2 separate regions of the Mus musculus genome follow, and region 1 is linked to region 2. Evidence: chromatin loops called from intact Hi-C (ENCODE). Cell type or tissue: left cerebral cortex. All regions are shown on one strand. Links, peaks and the distances in the headings refer to the core of each region. The heading gives the core; the rest is flanking DNA.

Region 1 (12,368 bases), core at 4,127-12,126, 190 kb after region 2:
GGTTTGGTTTGGTTTTGAGACAAGGTCTTTATAGCCCTGCCCAGCCTGGAGCTCACTGTGCACCCAGACTGACCTCAGCCTTGCTGTGATTCTTCTGCTGCGCAAGCGCCCTGAGTGTTGAGATGGCAGGCATGTGTAATCCTCCTGCATCAAATGTCATCATGCCCAGCTTTCTGTCTGAGTTTCTGGCCATTTTTATATCCTATATGATAACCACTCTTCCATTAATGCATGGCATCTCCTGTCCTTACAGCACATTGAGTACCGGTTGAAAGTCTCTTTGCCCTGTGACCTTGGAGCAGCTCTAACTGACGGTGTTGTACTTTGCCACTTGGCCAATCATGTTCGGCCTCGATCTGTCCCAAGCATTCATGTCCCATCCCCAGCCGTGGTAAGTTGTAGTCCCCGGCAGCTTTGGCTATTATTCATTAGATGTGTTTCAGCTCAGTGGAGTCATTGTGCTGGAAGCTAGCAAAGCAGATACCAAGGGCCCAGTCCCCGCCTGCCTCTTGTCACTTTGACTAGAGAAAAAGCAGACACATGAACAATAAGCTACAGCATGTATGGAATATTGTAGGACATATATATGAAGTGGGCTATGGAAATACCAAAGGGAACCAATTAACTACCTAGAGAATTCAAATCAGCCTTCTAGAGAAGTTGTACTAATTCAGTTACAAAATATGGGCAGGAATTGGCCAGTTAGCAACTTAAGGAATTGTTCAGCTGTTGAGCATAGATGACACTCGGGGTGAGTGTGTGGATAAGTCTCAGGCCATGTTTTAGAGGCCTTAAAACAAGTCAAGCAGTTAGAGGTTTGTACTAGTGTAAATAGTGTAAATAGTAAATAGCTTTTGAAAATGTTTGTTGATCATTCAGTAGACATAGCAATGCAATGCACACTGTTAGAACTTCACTAGGAAGGGCCAACAAGATGGCTCAGCCAATAAAGAATCTTACCACCAAGCCTCACAACCTGTTTACAGTTGGATGTGGTGGAGACTAATCGTGCAGAAAGGGCTCTTTGTACTTTTCTATCCATTTATGGATAACAATTTGCTGACCTGACCCCTGGCTCTAGGCTGGAGCCAGGCTTATGACTTATGTCTACAGCCTGGCTGTTCTGTTGGCAGAATCCTGTCAGATGTCTTTGAGTTCATTTATGGGATCAGGAAATGTATCACTAAGAGGCATTTTCCTTGAAAGTCCAGTCACTTATGAACCAGACATTTTAAATATCAGGTTTTATTCCAATATCATGTATTTTGAAGAAAGTTTAGATTCACCTTTACAATACAGTGGACTGGAGAACAGTGGCTGGAGAAGGCTCAAGAGGTTAAACACATGGCTCTTGAGGAAGAACTGGGCGGGGTTCCCAGTACCTACATGATGGCTCACAAACATCTGTAATTCCAGTTCCTGGGGACCTGATGCCTTCTTCTGACTTCCGTGGGTACCAGGCACACAAGTGTATACAAGCAAGCAAAGCAAACACATAAAATAAATAAATAAATCCAAAAAATAAGAAAGAAAACAAAACAGTGGTATAATACTAGGAAGGGTTAGAACACAAGGCCCACAGGAAAGAAATCCATCATCACAATGTAGGCAGTCAGGCAGCCCCGCCAGGAGGGTTAGGAACAGTTCTTCCATCGTTGGACTACCTAGGATTTTCTTCTTTGCTTCTCAGTGGAGGAATTAAGCTATGCTAAGATAGCTACTCAGCCTTACTAACTGGGGAATTCACTACCTCTCAGAAGTGGGATCAGGCCCTATGAACATTATTGTTCTTCCTTTTTCTAGGATTTTTTTTTTTTTTTTTTTTTTTTTTTTTTTTGGTTTTTCGAGACAGGGTTTCTCTGTATAGCTATGGCTGTCCTGGAACTCACTTTGTAGACCAGGCTGGCCTCGAACTCAGAAATCCGCCTTCCTCTGCCTCCCAAGTGCTGGGATTAAAGGCGTGCACCACCACGCCCGGCAGATTTTTAAAATTATGTGTATGTGTCATTTGAATGTGGATCTGTACATATGAGTTCTGTCCTGACTGAGTCTAGAAGAGGGTGTCAGATCTCCTGGAGCTGGACTTACAGGTAGTTGTGAGCTATGTTGGTGCTGGGAACTGAACTGTGGTCCTCTGCAAGAGCAGCATCCACTCTTATCCTCTGAGCCATCTCTGCAGCCGTTCATTAATAGTCTCAAATTGAGTTTGCTCTATTATACATGCTTATTAAGGCTTTAGGGATGATTTTAAAGGGTTTCCTTATATTTTAAGAAAAAAGTTTTTAAATTGTGTGTGTACACGTATGTGCACGCACATGAATGATTTTATGTGCATCACAAGAGCCCATGGAACCCAAAAGAGAGCATTGGATTCCCTGGAACTGAAGTTAGAGGTGGCTGTGAGCCAGCTTATGGGTGCTATGAACCAAACCTATCATTCCAGCCCCATACTTCTAAATAAAATTTTAATGAAAGCAAATTTTAAAAAATAAAATTTTTGAGCCAAGAGTGGTGTGATCACACTGAACTCCAAGACTATGTTATTTACTGAAAAACTGTTTCTTGTTGTGGTGTGGCTCAGCCTTAGCATATATCTTTAATCCTAAACAATGAAGGTAAAGTTAGTTTGTAGAGGGAAGCACTCATGTTTGAGAGTGGTGACTAATTGAGTGGCAGATAAGAAATCAATCAGAGAAAGATTTGACAGGATTGGATATGCCCAACACTCAGAGAGTGAAAACAGAGAACAGTGCAGAGAAAGAGAAGAAAAGGAGAAGACAGTTTTATGGAAGTTGCAGAGAGAGACCAAATTAGACTCAGGTGAAGACAGAAGGAGCCAGAGAATGAGAAGGAGCCAGAAGAGTAGCGCATATTGCCTGAGTTACTTTGAAGCCAAGAAGAGCAATTCAGGAGCTGCTGAGAGAAGCCAGAAGAACTGAGTTGAACCAGCCAGCCAAAGCTCAGAAAGAACTAAGGAGTGAGTTTATTCAGCAGCAAGCCTCAAGCTGAAAACTTTCTAGGCCTAGATTAGATTGTATGGAGACTAGAAGCTTCCAGGACGAGGCCTAGGTCAGCAGAGCAGGAGAATACAAGTTGTTTTTATAGTTAACACCTTTAATTCTAGCACTTGTGAGTCAAAGGCAGGTAAATCTATGAGTTCAAGCTTGGACCAGCCAAGGCTGCATAGCGAGACCTTGTATCAAAAACAAACATAAAAAGGCACAGCAAACAAATATAAAGTGTTGGGCGAGTGAGAAGGTGCAAAAGGTAGAGTTTGCCATACAAGGTTGATTTCTGGAACCCACACACAGGGGAAGGGACGAACCAACTCCACAGAGTGCCACAGCACATATACCCCCACGCCCCCACGCCATGTGAATACACACGATAGTAGTAAAATATATAGATAGTAAAATATATATAGTAGTATATATGTATGTATGTATGTATGTATGCATACACATGTATATCTTTAAGCTGGTCATGCTAGGTCACACCTGTAATCCAAGCACTTAAGAGTTTGAAACAGGAAGATCAGGAGCTCAAGGGCATCCTAGATGGATATATATATATCAAGTTTGAAGTCAGCCTGTGCTATGTGACACCCTGCTTTAAAAAATGATAAAGTTTTCACTGCCTGAAAAAAAGTTTGGTCTACGGCCATACCACCCTGAACGTGCCTGATCTCGTCTGATCTCGGAAGCTAAGCAAGGTCAGGCCTGGTTAGTACTTGGATGGGAGACCGCCTGGGAATACCGGGTGCTGTAGGCTTTTTGGACCAAAAAAAAAAAAGTTTGAATCATTTTAAATATTTAATTTTTTATCTCTTGATCTTTTCAAATTCAGTGTAGACTCTATATTATAGAAATAAAAGAGACTAGACTTTTCTGCCAAAAATCATATATCATGCCATTTGAAATTCTGGGAAAACTTTTGGCGATAGTGGATTCCTGTAAGCTTTGCTACTTAAGATGGAGGAGTGAGTGATGGGAGACTACGGCCTGTGTCCCGCTGATGAACGAGCCCTTCTATTGATGTTCCCACAAGAGGTGGAAAGTGTGGGGTGTGTGGGCTTCTTGGACAACAGGGCTTCCATGCACTAGCTAAACTGAAGAATGGATACACAAGTTGTATCAGCATATAACAGGAGGTTGTATCCCAGTTGTGAAACACTGGCCTGCATTCCTGGAATGTAGTAAATGCTGAGGGAGAGGGGGGACTGGGGAGACAGTCTCTCCTCTTCCCTCATCAATTAGAAATGTGTCCTGTGGGGAATATCTCAGGAAATCTCCCGTTCTACCCCACACTTGTATGTTTCCAGTTGCTTCTGCTGGTTCTCATGTGATAGCAATGTGTACTGAGCGAGTCCTCTCTCTCTCTCTCTCTTCCTCCTCCTCTCTCCTCTTCTCTCTCTCTCTCTCTCTTCCTCCTCCTCTCTCCTCTCCCCTCTCCCCTCTCTCCTCTCTCCTCTCTCTCTCCTCTCTCCTCTCTCTTTCTCTCCTCTCTCCTCTCCCCTCTCTCCTCTCCCCTCTCTCCCCTCTCCTCTCTCTCTCCTCTCTCTCTCTCTCCTCTCCCCTCTCCCCTCTCTCCTCTCTCTCTCCTCTCTCCTCTCTCTCTCTCTCCTCTCTCCTCTCCCCTCTCCCCTCTCTCCTCTCCCCTCTCTCCTCTCTCCCCTCTCTCTCCTCTCTCTCTCTCCCCTCTCTCCTCTCCCCTCTCTCCTCTCCCCTCTCCCCTCTCCCCTCTCTCTCTCCTCTCTCTCTCTCCTCTCCCCTCTCCCCTCTCCCCTCTCCCCTCTCCCCTCTCCCCTCTCCCCTCTCCCCTCTCCCCACAGGTCTCCTGTCCTCAGTCTCCATTTTCATATAAACCATAGTAAATTGCATTTGAACTGCTAATTAGCAGCATTAACCTTAACCTTTAACCCTTGCTTTTACATAGAAACAGGCATTTGTCTTCCCATAGCCTGGTTTGTCAGTCTGCCCCTCATAAATATCAATATTTCAAAAACTGGTTTCCCTCTTTTGTAAAACACAGTGCTCATGGTTGCTCCTGCTCAACCCTCTCTACTAAACTCAGACCAGGGCCCTGACCAGTCTTACCTACTCCGCTGGAAGTAATGTGTATGATACTTGCTTGTGTTTCCAAACTTGTAAGGCATGTGGAGAGATGAATGGATGGATATGCCAAAGTGAAGCAATTTGTCTTGTTGGATTTGGGAGGTTTTTTGTTGGATTGGGTTTTGTTGTTGTTGTTGTTGTTTTGTGGGGGGTTTGTTGTTGTTTTTGTTTTGTTTTGTTTGAGGCAGAGTCTTATTGTATAGTTCTGGCAGGCCTAGAACTTTGTAGACCAATACGGAAATCCACCTGCCTTCATCTCTTAAGTTCTGGGATTAAAAGTGTGTACTGCTATACCCAGCTAGTTTTTTTTGTCCCCTTTAAGCTAGGCTGGCCTTGAACTCTGTCTCCTGCCATACCACATTCTGGGGTTCCTGGCATATCTAACCCTACACACTCTTTATTTGGGTCCCTTTGCCCAGTAGCTCCTCCTAGAGCTTTCCCCTTTGCCTCTCAGTCCAGCTTACCTTTCTCTGGAGCTAAAGAGGCCGTGGTTCCCTGTGTCTATGTGCACCTCCCGGCATAATCAGGGGCAGCCTTAGAGCCCATTGTGACTAGAGAAGCCCGGGCTGTTCTGTACCATCTCAGGAAATCGTGGCTGTACAGTTTATGTTTCATCTTTCCCTGCCTTTTGACTAAAGTTAAGAATCTGGCATTAGCAAGGACAGAAGGCAAGCTGAGCAAGCCATGAATGGAGAGCCAGCCAGTATAAACATAATCCTTCCTCGGCCTCTACTTCGGTCCTGCTTTTAGGTCCCTGCCCTCCTTGAGCTCTCCTGCCTGGCGTCCCTGATGATAGACCCCAAAGTGTAAAATGAAGTAAACCCTTTCTTTCCTTCCCATCATGCTTTTGGTCATGGTGTCTGTGACAGCGGGAGAAGCTGCCCAGGGCCAGTGCCCTCCCTGTACACTAAGTTCCTGTTGTCTTTTCAAGATCCTTTGCAGGTTGTTCCACCCGAACTGGGGATAAATGTTCATTTCCTTCCCTCCCACTGGTTGCCTTTTCATTGTCTGTGGCGAAGCTGAGCCTTGCCCTGCCTGCCTTTGCCTGGTCAGGGCTACAGTGCCCTCTTTCCTTGCTTATTATGTTTCATGTTTGCAGAAAACTCAGATTTTACAAGTGAAGTCTTTTGTTTCTAGAGATGGTTCAAGTGTCCATGTACTTACTAATTTAAAAAAATCTGTAGGTCACAGTCCCTGCAAACATCTGGCTTCTATACCTGATACTTGAACATCATTTTAGAATATCAAATTCCTGCTTTTCTTACATTATGTTCCATGACAACCAGCTAGGAGAGAAGCAAAACTTTGAGAGGATATGAGGTGCCTCTATCTCTAGTGTTTCCAGATCTTTACAGAAAAGTAAACTCACTAGTTAGTAATTAAGGACATTTCTTGTGTCGACTTTTCATCTTGTAAAGTAGCTCTGTAGCCATTGTTAAGGCTTTCTTAATTTCCAAAATGTCTAATGAGTTAAATGCAAAATATAGAGTCACTATTAAGAGCACTGGCTGTTCCTGCAGAACTAGAACTAGGTTCAATTCCCAGCACCCACATGGCAGCTCACACCTGTCCATAATTCCAGTTCACAAGGACCCAACACCTCTGGATTCTACAGGCACTGCATGTACAATATATACAGGTATGCATGCAGACAAAACACTCACATGTATAAAATAATAATAAAATGATATTTTAAAATAGAACCAGGTATAACAGCACACATCTTTAATCCCAGCACTCAGGAGGCAGAGACAGGTGACTCTCTAAGTTGGTCTGGTCTACACAGTTCTAGCCTGGTCTATCCAGTTCTAAGCCAGTCAGGGTTAAAAATAATAAACCAAAAGAAAATAAACTGTTAGTTGTGGCCATGCTTGAACAATGAACCACTAGACGATACATTTTCATGATGTCCTCTCCAATTTTCTTTTTTCAGAATGAAAAAAAAAACCTATCTTCTTATCACTTATCTTACTAAACCAAAGCAAACACAGGCATTGGGAGGTGGCCAACTCCTCTCACAGCCGGCTCCTATTTCTGCAAATAGGATTTTCTTGGAAAGCAGCCACAGTGGCTCGTTGGTCCTCATGGCGGATGCCGTGCTCCTGGAAGAATGGAGTGGCCGTAACAGTTCCCAGGCTCTTGAGATTGACACTCGGTGTTTGATCTTTTAAGAAAACTTTTGCCGAGCCCCTAGTGTGCCTAGCAGTTGGTCTGTGAGGCAGCTTACAGGAGGAGTTTGAAGTCTGCGTTCCTTTGACCCTTGTTGATAACGGTTTCCTTCTTTCTTGTCTCACTGCAGCCTAAATTAACGATGGCAAAGTGCAGGCGGAATGTGGAGAACTTCCTGGATGCTTGCAGAAAAATCGGTGTACCCCAGGTAACGTGTATGTGTGTGTGAGTGTGTGTGCACGTGTGCGTGTGCGTGTGCGTAATTGTTCTTACCAGGAGTAGTTGCTGACTCACTACTAACACAACGTGTTATTACAAGACTGTCAGTGTTCTCTCCAGCAACATCCTTTCATGCTTCCCACATTTCCAAGGGTCTTAAGGAAACTGCTAAGCGTTGATTTACATAATTGTATTATAACTAATAAATGAAAAATAATTGTCCTATTTCCTTAAGCATCCCACTAGCTGTTTGACCGAAGTAGAGCTGTATTTGACAATCTTTTCCACACAGATACCTTTCAGATTGGGAATTCATTTTTGCCTTCAATTTTTTAACATTTTTAATACATTTTAAGCATGTATTAATTTTGAATAATTTTAGGCTTCACAAAATCATACAAAAATAGCAGAGTTCCTGTGTGTACTTCACCCAAATTTCCCAGATACTTAAGTAAAATACATAAGTAGTATAGCCGTACAGGTAGGTGGTCCAAATGCTAGTCCTCCTAACTAAATTAGAGGTTTAATTCAGCTTCCACCTGCTTTTCCACTAGGCTGCAGTCTTGGAAGCCAGCGCATCTGCACGTATGAGCATGTTTTAAGGGGACAGTGCTTCTGTGGAGCCCTGTGCAGTGGTTCTCAGTCTGTGGGTCCTGACCCTCAGGGAGATGACTGACCCTTTCACAGGGCCACCTGGAGCCATCAGAAAACACAGAGATTTATATTACAGTTCGTACAAGTAGAAAAATTACACTTGTGATTAGCAATAAAAGTAACTTGATGGTTGGGAGGATCCCCACACCGTGAGGAACTATGAAAGAGTCACGGCATTAGGAAGGCTGAGAATGACGGCTCTATTGTGTTTCCTGCCTTCATAGTACTATAATTAAACATTACTTATAGAGTCAATAGGAAAAGAAATGTTTACACTGCTCTTTCAGAGGCTCCATTGAAGAGCAGTTAAAAGCTGCTTTACTCTGAGGAGTGCACAGTTTTCAATGATAGAAGAAATGGACTCTGAGATCTGTGTGTGCTCAAGTTAGTCTTGGAACTCTGGGAAGCGTCCCTCCTACCCCAGTGCTGGAACTCATGCCCACCACCATGCTCAGCACCAGTGTCAAGAATTAACAGCTTGCTGTGGTGTGTAGCAGGTTCTTGCTGTAGGTGGTAGCTGTGCCTCCTGGATGCTCTGCTGAGCACACGTCTTATGTGCCGCTGAGCCACCATCTCCAGTCCTCAAGCCTTAGCTTTGTCGGTCTGCAGAGTGCAAAACACAGGCGGCCTCTGTCAGAAGCCCAGGGCTGGCTCCCGGCCCACCAGAAGCACCTGTTGTCTCCAAGTTAAGCCCTTTTTAACCCAGTGATGCTTTTCACCCAGTTCACCAGCCTGTTCTAACTGGCCAAGAGCTTCACACATGTCAGACTAAGAAAGCCAGTTCTGGCCTTGCATCCACATTAGCCAGCATGAATTCCACACCCGCTCCTTAGCCTTACCAGGTACAGCAATCTGTTCCTGTTTGCTGTTACGGGTTTGTAGTTCCCCTTTTCTAAACTCAGGTGTGACTTTTTTTATTCTTATGGACAAAGTCAGACATTCTTATATTACTGTTTTATAAAAGCTTATAAAACCATTTTACATGCACTGAGACCATTTACCATTTTCTAAGGAGCTGGCAGTATTTCCTCCACAGTGAAAGAGGTATCCCTGTCTTAGGTCAGCTCAGCATGTGCACTGAACCAGAGTATGGCTTGCACTGGCGCAGCGAATGGCGAGCCTAGGAAACAGCAGCCGCTGCCTCTGCCCCTGCTGGCACCTGCTGAGAGCCCTCCTCTGCCCCGTTCCTAGACATGAGAGCTGCCTGCCAGGCTCTGCAGAGCCACCTTGTCTCAGATGTAAAGGCTGTAGCCTGGAGCCCTTCCAGAATGTTCTGCCATTGTCAGCAAACTCTAAAAACAGTAGCTTTAGGCTATGGACTTAAGTCAGCATTTTCCAAGTGGGGCTGAGGAGTGCTCATTACAGCCCAGCCAGCGTTCCACCTGAGCTGAGCTATTCGAAGGCAGAAACAGACAGAAAAGGTGCAGTTTAAAACCGACCTTTCCCCAGGGTGGCTAGGCTGGGTTCTATGTATCCACAGCCCCGCTTCTATTTCCTCTGCCACATGGAGGAAGTGGACATCCACTCAGACCACTTCTTTCTCCTTCCTCTACCTCCCAGCCACTTCTCTACAGTTTCCATGACTTCTAGTCCTGCTTCTACTGCTGCCGAAAATTAGTCATTTTTCTGGACAGAGTGAAGGATAAGGAACTCACAAAGTGGTAGCTTCAAGCTAGCTCTCAGTCTTGCTTGGTCTCACCTCCTTCTAGTCTTACTGGACTATAAAACAGAGAACTTAGTACCTTAGTGTGTCCGACTCAGGCCCAGGTAGACAGTAACTATGAAGGCCAGAACTTCTCAGTGTGACTACAGAGTTGTGCGAGCACGGTGAGTGCGCTATGGAGAGGCATGCCTGTACTCTGCACCGGGAAAGTGGGGCAGAATCCAGAGTTGAAGGTCATTTCAGCTACATAGTGAGTTTGACACAATACAGGTGATATGAGACCCTATTTCAAACAAAAATAAAATGAAAGATAAACGATACCCAAAAATGAGTCAGGTTATGAAGGAAAACAGGCTTGGGATGTGGCAATAGTAGTGTTTCTCTAGGGCCTGTTCCCGCGCACCCTTAGAATGAGAAGGAATCACTAAAAAATAAGAAAACTCAGAGAGCCTCTGGATAGGGAAGTTTATGGAGATTCACTTTTATTATTATGCTTTTATTAAGTGTTTTACATTTTTAAAAAACCTGTATTTGAGTCCATTGTCTTATACCCTAGAATTATTATGTATGTTAATATTTCCAGATTGAGTCCACTAATGGTGACTTTAGACACTCCCTCCATTCTGTTGTGTGCCTAGTGAACTACATGCAAGGATGACAGACTGGATCAGACGGTCGGAGTCCGTGCACCTGACTCCTCCATAGTAACCCTCCCTCACTGCAAGGCTTGCCTCCGTCTTTGAGCATCTGGGTTGCCTGGGTTCATAATTCCCTACTCTAATGAGCATCCCCACTCTGTCCCCACTCTTGCCTCAGTGGTGAGGAGGAGTGGGATTGAGATAAGGCCCTCCCACTGTCAGGCTCACACACAGCCAGCTCCCACCGTCGTCTCCCCAGAGCCGTAGCTAGCCTTCAGTAAGCAAGCTCGTCCTGCTGCTCAGCAGAACTCAGCTGTGCGGGGATGAGCCAGCCTTGTTCTTCAGCGTTGTCTTGTTTGTGATGAGATGCTGCGGGGGGGGGGTGTCCGACTGAGAATGCTGGGTTTCTGAGCTCTGCCGTCTGCGATCCGCTGCACTGACTTTGTTTTTCTGTTTTCCTTTCCTGCTCGCATGTGGACAGGACAATCTCTGTTCTCCTTCCGACATCCTTCAGCTAAACCTCAGCCTTAAGAGAACTGTTGAAACGCTGCTCTCTCTTGGGGCACGTGCGGAAGAATCCAGCTTTGTCTCTCTGTCTGTCCAGCTTCTGGGTTTTGTGGCATTTTACTGTTCTTTAATGTTAATTCTCTGTGTGCTTTATTACCGGGTCTTCACCTACAGCTGACCACGCAGCCAGCGCCGTCCAGCTCCTTCCTGTACTGGGTGAAGGTTTGTTTCTCATGCAGAACTGCTGACACACGTGTGTTTCAGACCCTGACTTGAGAAATTGCAAGTGCATTGTCTCGCCTGTGTCCACAGGACAGTACATCGGGTCGCAGCACTAGCGACAGCTAGCCGAGAGGAGTGTTCCCTCTAGTCCCTGGCTCCCCTCTTGCCCTGAGCCTTGTCTCTCACATGGAAAGGTCACAGTGTTTTTATTAAAGCAATCCTGAGTCTTAGAGGACTCTGGCCATCCTTTTATACTGTGAAACAACTTCAGTTTTGAAGTAAAGACTATCTGAGCCTTTCAGCAGCTGCTCATCATGAAAATACTGGTAGCATTTCTACTTTGGAGTACCTTATCACTTAGGTCCCTGCCCTGAAGTCCTAACCTACCCTCAATTTTAACAGTGTTTGGACATTTAGAAGGCATGGGACACTTAAAATACCAATTTTAGTTTGCTCTGGATTTTTAGTTTAAAAATACTGGAGATTTCCCAGACTGCTCTTCTGAGCCCAGTGTATCCATTTTAGACGGTGCACACTAAGCGGCTGAACAGAGGCTGCATCTGAGGAGATCTGGCCATGGTTACCATGTGTGCTCCTGAAAACAGATCCCCTGCTGGAGACCTGTTGGAATGTGATGTTTGGAATTCATATCATTTCTAACATATGTGACCCATTTTTAATAGGTGAAGTTTGTGTGTTGTAGGCTGTACAGTTGTATCTGAGCCATGCGTCCCAGAGAAGCTGCAGTCTGCTCTCAGAACACTTAGTAAATAGTGTCTGGACTCAGGCCGGGAGCGACACTGCTGCAGTCAGATGGCAGTCCTTACAGATGCTGTCTCCAAACTCCATGAACAAAGCTGGCCCTCAGCTTGGGGATGACAGCAACACAGTACCCCACTGTAGTCCACTGGCCCTCAGCTCAGGAGGACAACAGCAACGCAGTACCCTGCTGTAGTCCACTGGCCCTCAGCTTGGGGGGTGACAGCCACACAGTGCTCGGCTGTAGTCCACTGACCATCTGCTTACCCTCATCTACTTCCATCTGAAGAGAGCTGTCCTTTACTGTCCACCGCTCACGCTATGCAGTGACAGACTGTAGTGCTATCCAGCAGTGCCTCCCAGAGTGTCTGCATGTGGGCTAGTTTATTTATAAGACATCCTGGATCTGTGATTATTGTCCAG
Region 2 (12,368 bases), core at 2,628-10,627:
GGGAGAGAGAAAGGGAGAAAGGGCATATTAGAAGAGAAGAGGAAAAGGAAGAAAGGGAAGAGAGGCGAGAGAGAGAGAGAGAGAGAGAGAGAGAGAGAGAGAGAGAGGAAGAGAGGGGGAGGGGGAGAAGGGAGAAAGAGAGGGGAGGGAGGGAGGGAGGGAGAGGGGGGAGGGAAAGTGCAAAATGACTGAATTATATAGGGAAGAGCCTCTGGGGGAAGAGCAGCCCAGTCCCTTTGCTGGAAAGTTCAAGGATGGGGGCAGGGTATGCCAGGTAGACTGAAGGATGCTGGGAGAACCTGGAGGCCAGGTGTGCCTTGGTTGTTCCTCTATCCCTTGTCTGAAACCAAACACCTACCTCAAACCACTGACGGAAAGGCATCTGAGCCAGCTCCCAGGCCTGACTGTAAGTAAGACTTAACTGTGGTGCTTTGAGGGGAACGGGCACAAAAGGAAGAGCGAATCTCTGTAGAGTGGAAGCTAGGCACCATCCGTGTAAGTTTCGTCAGCTCTGCTTCCCTAACCATTTCCCTAAGTTGCTCAACTCAGTGGTTATCTGTTTATTAAACCACAAATAAGCAGGTGCACCTCTTTTAAGAGATAGGAAAAAATGAAACTGGGCAGGCGGGGGTGAGGTATGTTCCTGGAGAGTCTGGTTCATGGGACTGGGCCCAGATAGCTTAATTTTAATTTTAATGCTGCTTGCTTTCTTTTCAATTGATTCCTGTTAGCTTAGCACCTGCCAGGGGCCTTGTTTAAGGATAAACTTGAGGACTTTCAGAGTTGACAGGGTCAACAGAAGCTGGCCTTTGAAAGGAAGCAAGGCTGGGTGTGGCCAAGCCAAAGTGTTGTGAAAACAGGAGTCTGAAGTGCAGAGAGCAGAGGTCCGGGACCTCTCAAAGTAAGAGTGGGCAGGGCTGGGGCTCTGGCTGAGCCTCAGGCTCCAGTTCACACTCAGTTCAGGGGCCTCCTACTGGTGGCTTACTCCATCCCTAAGCCATCCCTCTTCTCAAGCATCTAAGACCAAGAATCAACTAAAGAGCAAGGGTGGGAGAAGCGTCCAAATGAAGGGTGGCCTTGTTTGTGAATCAGAGATCAATCCGATGGTGTTTACTTTACTGTGACTGATGGGCAGTGTGACACAGGATGGAATGGAGCCAGGCAGAATTAAATTGAACCAAATAGACCTGCATGCATTAAATACAAGAATAAGTTGCTTTAAAAGTTGCCTTAGCTCCATGGATGAGTGAACTAGGTCACAGAACAATTAATGCTTGTAAAAATGGATCGGAGCCAGAAAAGCCTGAAAGTCTAGAGAGAGGCTCTCATTCTATAGATGGAGGATGGTACCCAAAGCCATGCTTGAGCTGGCTGCAAACCTGGAGAAGCAGCATCTTTCTGGCTTTCCTATCACCCCGCTCCCAAGAGTGTCACACCTTGCCTGCACCTGCTTCTGAGCCTTGGTGTATGCTGTGTCATCAGCTTGGGAGGCCTGTCCAAATCCATTAGCAGAAATGGTTCTTACATATCAAGGTCACACTTGAACCCAGCCTTCCTTCAGCTATAAAGGAAAATACAGTCACGACATTCTCGGAAAAGTGGGTGAGACTGGAGAATATCTGTGCTAAGTGAAGACAAACACATCTTTTCCTCTACGAGTTGAGCCTAGATTTTAGTGACTGCATATGTGCATGTATGTGGGCGTGGGTGTCAGTTATGAAACTAGAAAGGGCACCATGACAGGGGGAGAAGAAGTCTTCAGGAAGGGTTGGGGAGGGAAGGAAAGAGAATAGTGAGTGGGATAATCGAATATATGTGACATGAAAGCAGGAAGGACAGGGAGGAGGGACAGGGATCTGGAGGAGGGAAATAGAAGGAGATTAAGGAATGTTAAATTTGTCTGAAAATGTCCTAATGACTCAGCACTTGGGAGGCAGAGGCAGGCAGATTTCTGAGTCTAAGGCCAACCTGGTCTACAGAGTGAGTTCCAGGACAGCCAGGGCTACACAGAGAAACCCTGTCTCAAAAAAAAAACCCAAAACCTAAAACCAACCAAACAAACAAATAAAAATCAAACATCGTAGCCAAGCGTGGTGGTGCCCGCCTTTAGTTCCAGCACTCAGGGGGCAGAGTTAGGCAGAGGCAGGCAGATTTGTACTAGGCTAGCCTGGTCTACATAGTGAGTTCTAGGACAGCCGGAGCTACATAGTGAGACCCTGTTTCAAAACAAACAAACAAGCAAACAAACAAACAAACAAACAAATAAAGAAACATATCACCAGGCACTCCCACAGACTGTGGGAGCCTGAGGAAAGAGAACCTCAAATCCATTGGCTGCTTGGACTACAGAGTGAGCTCAAGCCAGCCTGGGTAACTTAGTGAGACCCTGTCTCAAACTTTAAAGCAAGGTAAAAATGTGAAGAACCCAGGGTAGCCAGGTTGGCTCCCTCTAGAGCAAGGCTTTGGCAAGTTTCTAGAGAAGGTGAGAGTGGTGTGGGGTATGGAAGGGGGTGTGGAGTGTGGGAAGGGGGTGCAGGGCAGCAGAAAGGCTTGGGAAGAGAAACCTTTATTGAATTTCCTGGGCTGGAATGATGGCTCAGCAGTTAAGAGCGTTGGATGATCTTCCAGGGGACCCGGGTTCAATTCCCAGCACCCATGTGGCAGCTCACAACCATCTCTAACTCCAGTTCCAAGAATCTTCTGGCTTCTGGGAGCACCAGGAACACACATAGTGCACATACATTCATTCATACATACATACATACATACATACATACATACATACATACAAACAACACCTCCCCCCACACGCAAAACAATAACAACAATAAGAGTCATGGATTTCCTGCTGTACTTCCAGGTATATTTTTAGCCATCCTGATCAACTAGTGGGTGGCGGCTGATGGACCAGGCTGCTGTTCATCTGGACCTGGGCTTTTTACGCTCACCATCCCTCCTAATCCCTCATGCCTCCTCCAAAAGTGTACACACCAGAACCACCTCTGAAGACTCCACAGCCTTCCCAAGCAGGCTCCAAGCTTGCTGCAGAGACAGCTGTGTGGACACACCCAGAAGCCACACCAAGCACATTTAGGATACAAGTGATGTCTGAGTAAGTGGGTTACCTGATCAGATCAGTGAGTGGGTTCTAGCCATCAGAAGGTGGCGTATCTGACCAGAAATAAATAATATTGATTGACTAAATGAAATGAGAACAAACACAGGGTCTCTTTGACCTCTCAAATAGGGGTCAGCTCAGTTCTCCTCACCTGCCTTCTGGTTTGGAATCACAGGGCCCAGCCACAGCAGGAGGAGAAAGGCAAACCACATGGCTTCAGGCTCAATAGATGCAGAAGTGCTTCAGGGATCAAGGTCCAGCTCCAATAGCTACTCACTGGAGAGCACTTGTCCAGTGTCTCCACACAGAGGAGGAGCCAGGTGACACCTGGTGATTGGCAAGGGGGTGGCACCGTGGCTGTGTGGCACAGGTGTTTCAGCTGCTGGGATTGACTTAGCCAAACAGAGGTAATTTTTATATCTTTTTATACCCACGCTCTGGGAAGAATCTGAAATGCCAAAGTGGCAGAGGGCCTCCGTGCGTATCTGACCTTCCCATTTTATAGACAAGGACACTGAGGCCTGGGAAGACAAAGGATACTTTGGACTCACACAGTTTAATATGGAGAGCTGAGGTGACAGCGCTGGTCCCCCAGCTCCCTGTCCAGTGCTGTCCCAATCAAAATGAGAGATATAGTAAGAGTGGTCCCATCAGCTACAGCAATGAGCGGGGCACCTCAGTTCCCTTGCAGAGACCCTGCGCCTGGCAGAACTGTTACAGTTCTGACATAAAGCTGAAGGTTGAGGCAAAGTCATCTCAAGGTTAAGGGATAAAGAAATTTTCCCTTAGCTCCTATTTAAAAATGCAAAGAATCGACTCTGTTGGGCATTCAGAAATGACTATGATTTGAAATTGGTTACGTCTTTGGCCCAAACAGGTTCTAATCAATCCCTGAATGCATCAGAGGCTCTGCTTTTGAAGGGATGGTGGGTGCCTAAGACAGAGAATAGCCACTCCTAACCCCACCCTGTGACCTTCCACTGGAAGCTGGTGAAAACACTCACCCTAAATCTGGGCCACACCTGGCAGCAGCCCTCGGAAAAGATCACGGACAAAGCAGGGGTTTGGGGTTTTTGGTTTGGTTTGGTTTTTTGCCTGCCTACCCTCATTCTTGCTGGCAAGTTCATCTATCCTGCTGCTGAGACATTCTTTCTCTATTAGAGCCCACTTCTTTGGGACCCCATCACAGGGTGAAGACCAGCTGAGACAGCCAGCCTCATGGATGGAACAACTGCCGGATTCTTGGCCTTTCCATCAGGCAACAGCCAATGCTGGACTAGCCAGACCAGAGCCTGTGTGCCATTTTAATAGATCCCATTTTAATATACATAAATTCTACCAGTTCTGTTTCTCTAGAGAACTCTGATATAACACCCCATTTCTCTCTGGCATTTTTACTTATGCTTTTTAAATTTATATTTTAGCTATCATAGGGGAGGGGGCACGCATACACACACGCATTTGGATGCCAAAAGACTAGTTTTGAGAATCAGCTCGCTCCTTCCATCATGGGTTCTGAGGCTCAAACTCAGGTTGTTAGGCTCACAAAGTGAGCACTTTATCCTCTGAGTGTCCTCACCTGCCCCTTCCTACCTTTATTAGATTTTTTTGTTTGTTTATGTGGCAACAACAATCACCAGGTAAAGACATGCAGATAAAGCAAATGGCGGTATGCTGAGCCTGACAGGACAGAAGGATGGAAGGAGCCTGGGCCGCAAAGGAATCACTATGTAAGCAAACCAGAGGCATCAATTGGTGTGCTTCCCCTGGGGCTCTTGAAATGTTAGGAAAACAAACTGTCTTTTGTCTGGTGTCTTGGTAGGGTTCCTGCAATGTGTAGCTGGAAGCATAATGGTATAATAATAATCTTTAAAAGTGCAGAAGCTGGGATGGAAAACTGGCTCTCAGGGAGCCAGTGGCCAAGAAGGCTATGATTTAGCGAGACCCGCTCTCTAAACTAGCTAATAAAATAGAAGAGATCTGTCTTCTCACAGCCCCAGAGGTCAAAGTCATACACCATGTGTCAGCAGGGCTCACTCCATTATTCTAGATTTGTTTTTAGAAACAAATTCCTTGGGACTTTCTACATAACCGTGACATCTGCAAACACAGATCTATCTCATTTCCTTTTCCCACCTTTTTAGAGTGGCTAGAACTTGTTTCACTGTGATGAGTTAAAGTGTTGAGAGTGGACAGCTTTCCTTTAGTCCTACTATTGGGGAGAAAGCATGCGGCTTAAGTATAATGGGAGCTGCAGGCATAATACTCATATTCCAGTGAGCTCATCGACTTCTCAGGGCCTTGGGTTGGGTTACATGAAGAGACACTTTTTTTCCTTTTAAAGACGAGGTTTCTCTGTGTATGTAGCCCTGGCTGTCCTAGAACTCACTCTGTAGACCAGGCTAGCTTTGAACTCACAGAGATCTGGCTGCCTCTGGTGTCTTGCCTCCACTAGTTCTGGGATTAAAGGTGTGCACCACCACTGCCTGGCTAGAAGGGAAATTTTTTTAAAGATTTATTTTATTTTATGTATATAAGTGCACTGTAGCTGTCTTCAGACACACCAGAAGAAGGCATCAGATCCCATTACAGGTGGTTGTGAGCCACCATGTGGTTGCTGGGATTTGAACTCTGGACCTCTGAAAGAGCAGTCAGTGCTCTTAACCCCTGAGCCATCTTTCCAGCCCTAGAAGGGGATTTTTTTTTTCTTCTCTCAGAGGTCTATGGGTGTCGCCCTGATGACTTCAACGGGGAGGGGGGGGTGTTTCCATGTAGTAGAAGCAAAGACTTAGGTGTGGCTTGTCTAGATGATTTGACTATCTCTTCACCCATCTTGCGGGGATGCCTCCCTTGAGAGCCCAAGGGGAGGAAGAGAGAGAAAACAAGTTGGGTATAACATCTGCAATACCAGCAGATGGCGCCACCAGCACAGGACAGTGTCCTTCCTCTCTAAGAGAAACTGCTTGCTGCATCGCTACTTCAAATATTTCTCAGGCATCCAGAAGGGCCACACTGCGAAGAGTCCACTCGGGTTACCCCTCCAGATGGCACAGGGACCCTCGGGCCTACGTATTTCTAAGGAAGTGGGAATAGGAAGGAAGTAGTATTTGGCTTAATTGAGGGTAGCAGATGTTCAGAAGTTGGCAGAACGTGCAGTCATTGTTTTGGAGGTGTTTGGCCATTAAAGAGGAAATAACTTGGAGGAAAGTAAACTTAAGAGATAAATATTTTTAAAATATTTATTTATTCCGACTTTTAATTAATAAATGTTTGGTGGCTGAATGTATGTGCATCCCACATATGCAGGGCCTGTAGGGGCCGGAAGAGGGCGATAGATTCCCCGAACTGGAGTTAGAGTAATTTTGAGCTGCCACGTGTGTGTTGGGAACTGACCTCAGGTCCTCTTCAAGAACAGTGAACGCTCTTAACTGTGGAACCATCTCTCTAGCCCCAGTCTGGATTTTTAAAATGGAAAAAAAAAACGTGTCAACACTTTATTATTAGTGCCTCTACTCTCGGTGAGAAGTTAAACACACAAGAAATGGCCACAAGAGATGAAGCCAAATTCTCCCAGGAGAGCACTTCATTTTCTGTGCACATTGGTCTATGGAATATTTTTGTTTGGTTTATTTGTTTGTTTATAAAATAGGGTCTGGCTATGTAGTTTGTGCTGGCCTGGAACTCAGAATCTAGTCTCAGCCTCTGGGGTGCTGGGATTACAAATTGCACCACCACACCCAGCTGGCTGGGTGGGGTCGCCTTCCAGTCTATTTGGCTTTTTAGCACAATCCACAGAGGCTTCTGCATCCTAGCCCCTGCAATTTAGCGACAAGGTAGAAGAATAGAGATGTGGCCTGGCACAGAGGAGCTCTGGCAGAGTGAGGAGGGCATCTGTTCTGGATGCCACCATTTCTTTGTGATGTGGGGTAAATGAAAGGATCCGTGGAGTGGCAGTTAGGAAAGGTTTGGGGTGGTCCCTGTTAAGAATGGAAAAGTGGGGGACTGGAGAGACAGCTCAGCATTTAAAATTGCATTTGGCTCCTGTTTGGTCCCAGTGCCCACAATGGTACTCAAACTACTAGTAACTGTAGCTTTAAAGGATGCTATGCCTCTGCCACTGGCACACACGCGTGCATATTGCTTCCCACCCCTCACAGAGTGCACACATACTTTAAAATAATAAAAAGGAATCTTTTTAAAAGAACAGAAAAGTGAACCTTCTAGAGACAGTAGACAGTAGCTTTGGCCTGAAACCTAATGTGAGAGACCATGATTTAAAAAGAGATTATTCCACATCTGTGAGCGTCCTTCCGCAGCACGGAAAGTGAAATTGGGAAGTTCCAGAAGATGTCACCAGGGATAGCGTAGACATGGGGAAGTGGGATGGAATGGCAGGAACTGACTGGGCGGTGTGCAAGGAGCTGGACTTCAGGTCACAGGGATTGAGGTGAAAGATCTTTTCAGAGTGGCCACCTTCACCGCCTTGAACGCTGGGTGTGGCTGGGCGCCCCTTGGCAGCGGCAGGTGAAGGAGGCTCGCGCATGCGTGGAAATCACTGCAGCGAGGGAACAGTACCAGCTCCCTGATCTTACAGCACTGAGGACTTCCAGAGAGACAGAGCTTTATCAAACGAGCCGGGACCCCCATACGGTGGAAGCAGAGAACCAACTCCTGCAAGTTGTCCTCTGAGCTTCACATATGCACAGTGGCACAGCCCTCCCCCCTCCCCCCCCCAATGAAAAAGATAATTAAAAAATGTAAAACCAAGCTGGCGGGTGGAAGTGAGAGGCTTGCGTTTCATTTCGTTTTGTTTTAACGACCAGCTGACCCTTTGCAACAAGGGACACGTTTCCATTGCCTCGGAAAGTGGAGGTTCTAGAGTGTGGGCTCTTTATAGCTGAAGAAAACAGCAAAGGACCTGTGTCTCTTAAAAGTGACTTACATGGTCAGAGTTTGGGGAAAGCACTGTGGCCTCTCATAACTGTGACCTTCTGGTAACGTGAGCAGAGGGAGTGCCTGGGACGGAGGACCTGTGCATTCCTGGATAACTTGAGCTTGGTCTATAAAAAGGAGACTCCGCTGAGCAGCTAAGCCTCAAGAGACATAGCAGGCGGGAGGGGGCTGGGGAGAAAGGACAGGGTTGAGTCGTGGGGGAGGGGAAAGGCATGTTTGCCAGTTCAGTCCAGCTGCAGGTGAGGAATGTGACCCTAGGGCTCAAGTCTACATAGCAGCCATCTCTCAGACTTATAAGGAGGGGGCAACTGTGAGGGGCAGGCACTCCAAAACTCACTGGCTCCGTGTATTATAGCCCCACTCCCCACCCCCACTTTTTTTTTTTTTTTTTTTTTTTTGAGACAGAGTCTCTTTGTCCTGGAACTCTCTATATAGACCAGACACCAGGCTGACAACGTTGACTGCTTCTGTCATGGAAAGGCCAATACATTATCCTTACTGGAATTAGTTGCCTGTTATGATTACCAATTTTCCTTCCCTGCGTGTAACACTTCTATATGAGCCACTGTCCATGGACTTATGGGATGCCTTGTCCACTCTCATGGTATTCCACACAGCATTGCTTCTGACCAAAGAACTCACTTCCCAGCCAAAGAGGAGCAACAGTGGACCCCATGCTCACGGAACTTCACTGGTCTTGCCATGTACCCCACCATCTTGAAGCAGCTGGCCTGATAAAACAACGGAATGGTCTTTTAAGGACAGTTACAGAACCGGCTAGGCAGCAGTAGCCTCGGGGGGTGGGGCAGTGTTCTCCAGAAGGCAGTACATGATCTGAAACAGCATTGGGGTAAGTCGTACTGTTTCTCCCATAGCTAGGACTCACAGGTCCAGGACTCAAAAGGCAAAGGTAGGAGTAGTTTCATTCACCATCACCCTGGTGACCCACTAGCAAATGTCTGCTTCCTGTTTTCACAGCCTTATGATCTATTGACCTAGAGGCTTAGGTTCCAGAAGAAGGTGTGCTTCTTCCAGGAGGCAAAGCAAACATTCCATTGAGTTGAAAAGTCAAGGCTTCCTCCTAGGGCTGGAGAGATGGCTCAACGGTTAAGAGTGCTGTTGGCCCTTCCAAAGGTCTTGAGTATAATTCTCAGTTACCACATGGTGGCTCACAACCATCTATAATAGGATCTGATGTCCTCTTCTGTCATGCAACTAGAATACTAATATACATGAATAAATAAATAATGTTAACAAAAATGAAGACTTCTTCCTTACCACTTTGCGCTCATGATGCTTTTGAGTTAGAATAACAAAAGAGTTACAGTTTAGGCTCACAAATAAGTTACAGTTTAGGAGGAGTGACGATCCAGACTACTAATGGGGAACTGGATGAATAATGACCCAGGCCCTTTACAAATGAAAGTATGGGTCACCCCTCCAGGTGTCACAGCTGGTCTTCTGACTAAGCTGGAATCCTGAAGCGGTTCTAACAGATGCTGGCAAGAAAGTAAGCAGGTGAAGAAGAGTGACCCGTCTTCCATTGTCCTTATGTAAGCCTCCAGCAGAAGGTGTGGCCCGAATTAAAGCTGTGTACCATCATGCCTGGATCTAAGCTATTCTTTACTTAGAACTTGCTCTATCCCAGGCTGACCTTGAACTCAGAGATCTGCTTGCCTCTGTCTCCAGAGATTAAAGTCCTGTACCACCTTCCCTGGGCTTTTCATGGCCACTCTGCCTCAAGATTCAGATCAAAAGCCCATGTCTTCCAGCCACAAGATCTGGATCACAGGTGTGCCCTCCATTTCTGGATTGTAGTTCATTCCCATATAGTCAAGTTGACAACTGGGAATAGCCATCACACCAGTTCCAAAAATGAGGGTTGTAATTGACATTAGCATTTCTGTCTTATTTGGTTAAGAATGTGTTTGTGTACACACACACACACACACACACACACACACACACACACACACATTAAGCAGATACTTGCATTTTCTTTCCTGTATTTATCATGGAATATAACAACTAAGACAATATCAGGAGTTAAGTATTATAAACCTATGTTATACTTAAGTTCTGGGACCCTAAAGGATTTAGCATTTCTTTAAAAAGGGTTTATTTATTTTATGTATGAGTGCACCATTGCTCATTTCAGACACACCAGAAGAGAGCATCAGACCCCATTACAAATGGTTGTGAGCCTCCATGTGGTTGCTGGGAATTGAACTCAGGATCCCTGGAAGAACAGTCAGCGTCCTTAACCACTGAGCCATCTCTCCAGCCTGGATTTAGCATTTCTTAAAGGACTTTACCACCCATTCTGAAGGGGGAAACATACAAATTATGATTGTATGTGGGATAGTTATATCACGTGGGGGAGGGGATTGTGACTTGTTGCTGTTTTTCTTTGGAAATTAAGCATAACATAAGGAGATGTTATTGGGCATCAAGCTGGCAAGGGGTGGACTTATGTGGTTGTCAACTTGACTAGAATTGAAGGAAACTTAGAGCTAAGCTGCCCTGCCCACTTGCAAGGGCTTTTCCTGATCAGGGTATCTGAAGTGGGAATGTCCATGTTAGGAGGGCAGCATCTCCTAGGAGTACCCAGCAAAGTGGGGACCAAGGAAAAAGCTTCAAGTTTGCATCTCACTGCTGAGGTCAGCCACTCTGTTGCCATGTCACGGCTACTGATATTGCTACACTCCTTCACTCATTATTAGAACACAGACTGCCATTATGGACTGAAGACCAATGGTCTCCAGGAACCCTCCAGGCCTCTAGTACCTGATTGGAACTCCTGGGGTAGCCAGCCTTGTGTACATGTCAGCCCAAATCATGTAAGACAGTCCACTGAACCCCCTCTAGTATCTATTCATCCTTCCTATTCGATTCTTCTAGAGAATCCTAACATGCCTCCAAAGTTTTAGGAATCAGCTCTAGCACTGGACTTCCCAGTGTCATGGCCACACTCGCTACTGGTTTCTCCGGCCTCTTAGAACTCAGTCTTCTCATTTATCTTGGCATAACACAGTGGTTGAAGGTGGAGTTTTGGAGCCAGGCCACCCATATGTGGATCTGGGCTCCACTACACTAGCTGGAATGTGTTGAGTACATTGCTTAAACTCTCTTTGCCTTAGTTACATGTTTAGAGTGGAAATGATGATGCAGTCTATCTCAGTGGGTATTCGGGAGGGTTAACAAGTCAGCCATATATAAATAATTTAGAGTAGTGCCCAGGACAAAGAAGGCACTCCATGTCTAATACTTTTACTTATGTGCTCCTGTCTTAATAACTAGATAGTAGATCCCTAAAAGGCAGGAATTGCAGCCAAGCGCTCTGTTACAAACTATGAAAAGGATCGCACACCCATGGCTTGAATCACTTTAAGTCAAACAAGTAAAGTCAATATTTTCATAATTTGTGGCTGATTTCAGATACTGCCTTTGATTTTTGCCCTCTCCCAGTGAGTGCCAGGCTCTCTCATCTATTCCGGTGAGTGCCAGGGGTCGTCTCTGACCTCTCCCAGTCAGTGCCAGGCTCTCTGCCCTGAACTGAGGTCATCTGGCTTTTAAGGTCAAACAAGGATTGATGCCCGATCACTGTCAGGGTAATACATTCTTACTAGGGTTGATGGTAGGGGAGGCAGCTTTATAGCTCCAGGTTGGGAAGAGGGAGGTAGCCAACTCCTGTTGTCCTCATGTTTGAGGTATCTGGGGGAAGCCTCTTTAACCCTTCCTCCGTAATCCTGGGCCTTTATGGTCCCACAGGCTCCTAGCCAGGAGGCCACAAAGGTTGCCCACCTCCTCTGCCATGACTCGATACAGTACACCTGCACACAGTGGAGGCCACGGGAGTACACAGGTAGCATGGTCAGTGTCACAGTGAGTGACTGTTCAGATTAGTTCCCTTTCTTTGGGGTGTTCCTGTTATTCAGGGTTGAGGGTTCAGCTCAGCTGTTACTGTGTGGCCTGCCTTGCTGGCCGCAGGCTCAAGGGAAAGTCTATGAATCAGGAGTCCTGGGCTTCCTTAGTCCCTGCCCTTCCTGACCAGCCCGATTTTTCCCTGAGATTCTGTACGTGACCCCGTCTTTTCAATATGCTGTTCCCAACCTTCTGTTCTCTGCTTAAGAACGTTGAGACAGAGCTGAGCAGAGCAGACGGGCTCTCTCTTCTTTCTTACACGTTCTTAGGTGGTGACAGTGACAATCCACTAGACCAGTTCCTTGTAACCTCTTCAGAGCTTTATCAGAGTCTCAACCCTCTGCTCTGCCCTTTCTCTGCAAAGGATGCTGGC

Evidence for each region. Peaks named below come from ENCODE experiments on the same cell type or tissue, not always from the same donor. Only the 100,000 strongest peaks of a DNase experiment are listed, where the experiment ranks them.
Region 1: a loop joins it to region 2, with 3 times the contacts of the local background. A loop is called at or near these places in 3 of 42 quality-filtered maps.

Annotation. Positions count from the first base shown.
Region 1 is chr16:32,998,251-33,010,618 of GRCm38, forward strand. Lrch3 (leucine-rich repeats and calponin homology (CH) domain containing 3) reads left to right here. Exons shown (of 21, transcript NM_001081255.1): 19 at 254-391; 20 at 7,414-7,491. It also overlaps n-R5s33. Among named protein-coding and RNA genes, the nearest start is that of Iqcg, 52 kb to the right of the region's middle. In left cerebral cortex, for the core only: no CTCF peak of the experiment used is centred there; DNase peaks (open chromatin) are centred at 7,172 and 12,068.
Region 2 is chr16:32,807,105-32,819,472 of GRCm38, forward strand. Smbd1 (somatomedin B domain containing 1) reads right to left here and starts at 3,342. Exons shown (of 4, transcript NM_001256309.1): 1 at 3,270-3,342. The coding sequence starts at 3,330. In left cerebral cortex, for the core only: a CTCF peak has its summit at 6,026 (motif pointing right); DNase peaks (open chromatin) are centred at 6,047 and 7,627; H3K4me3 peaks cover 802 bases.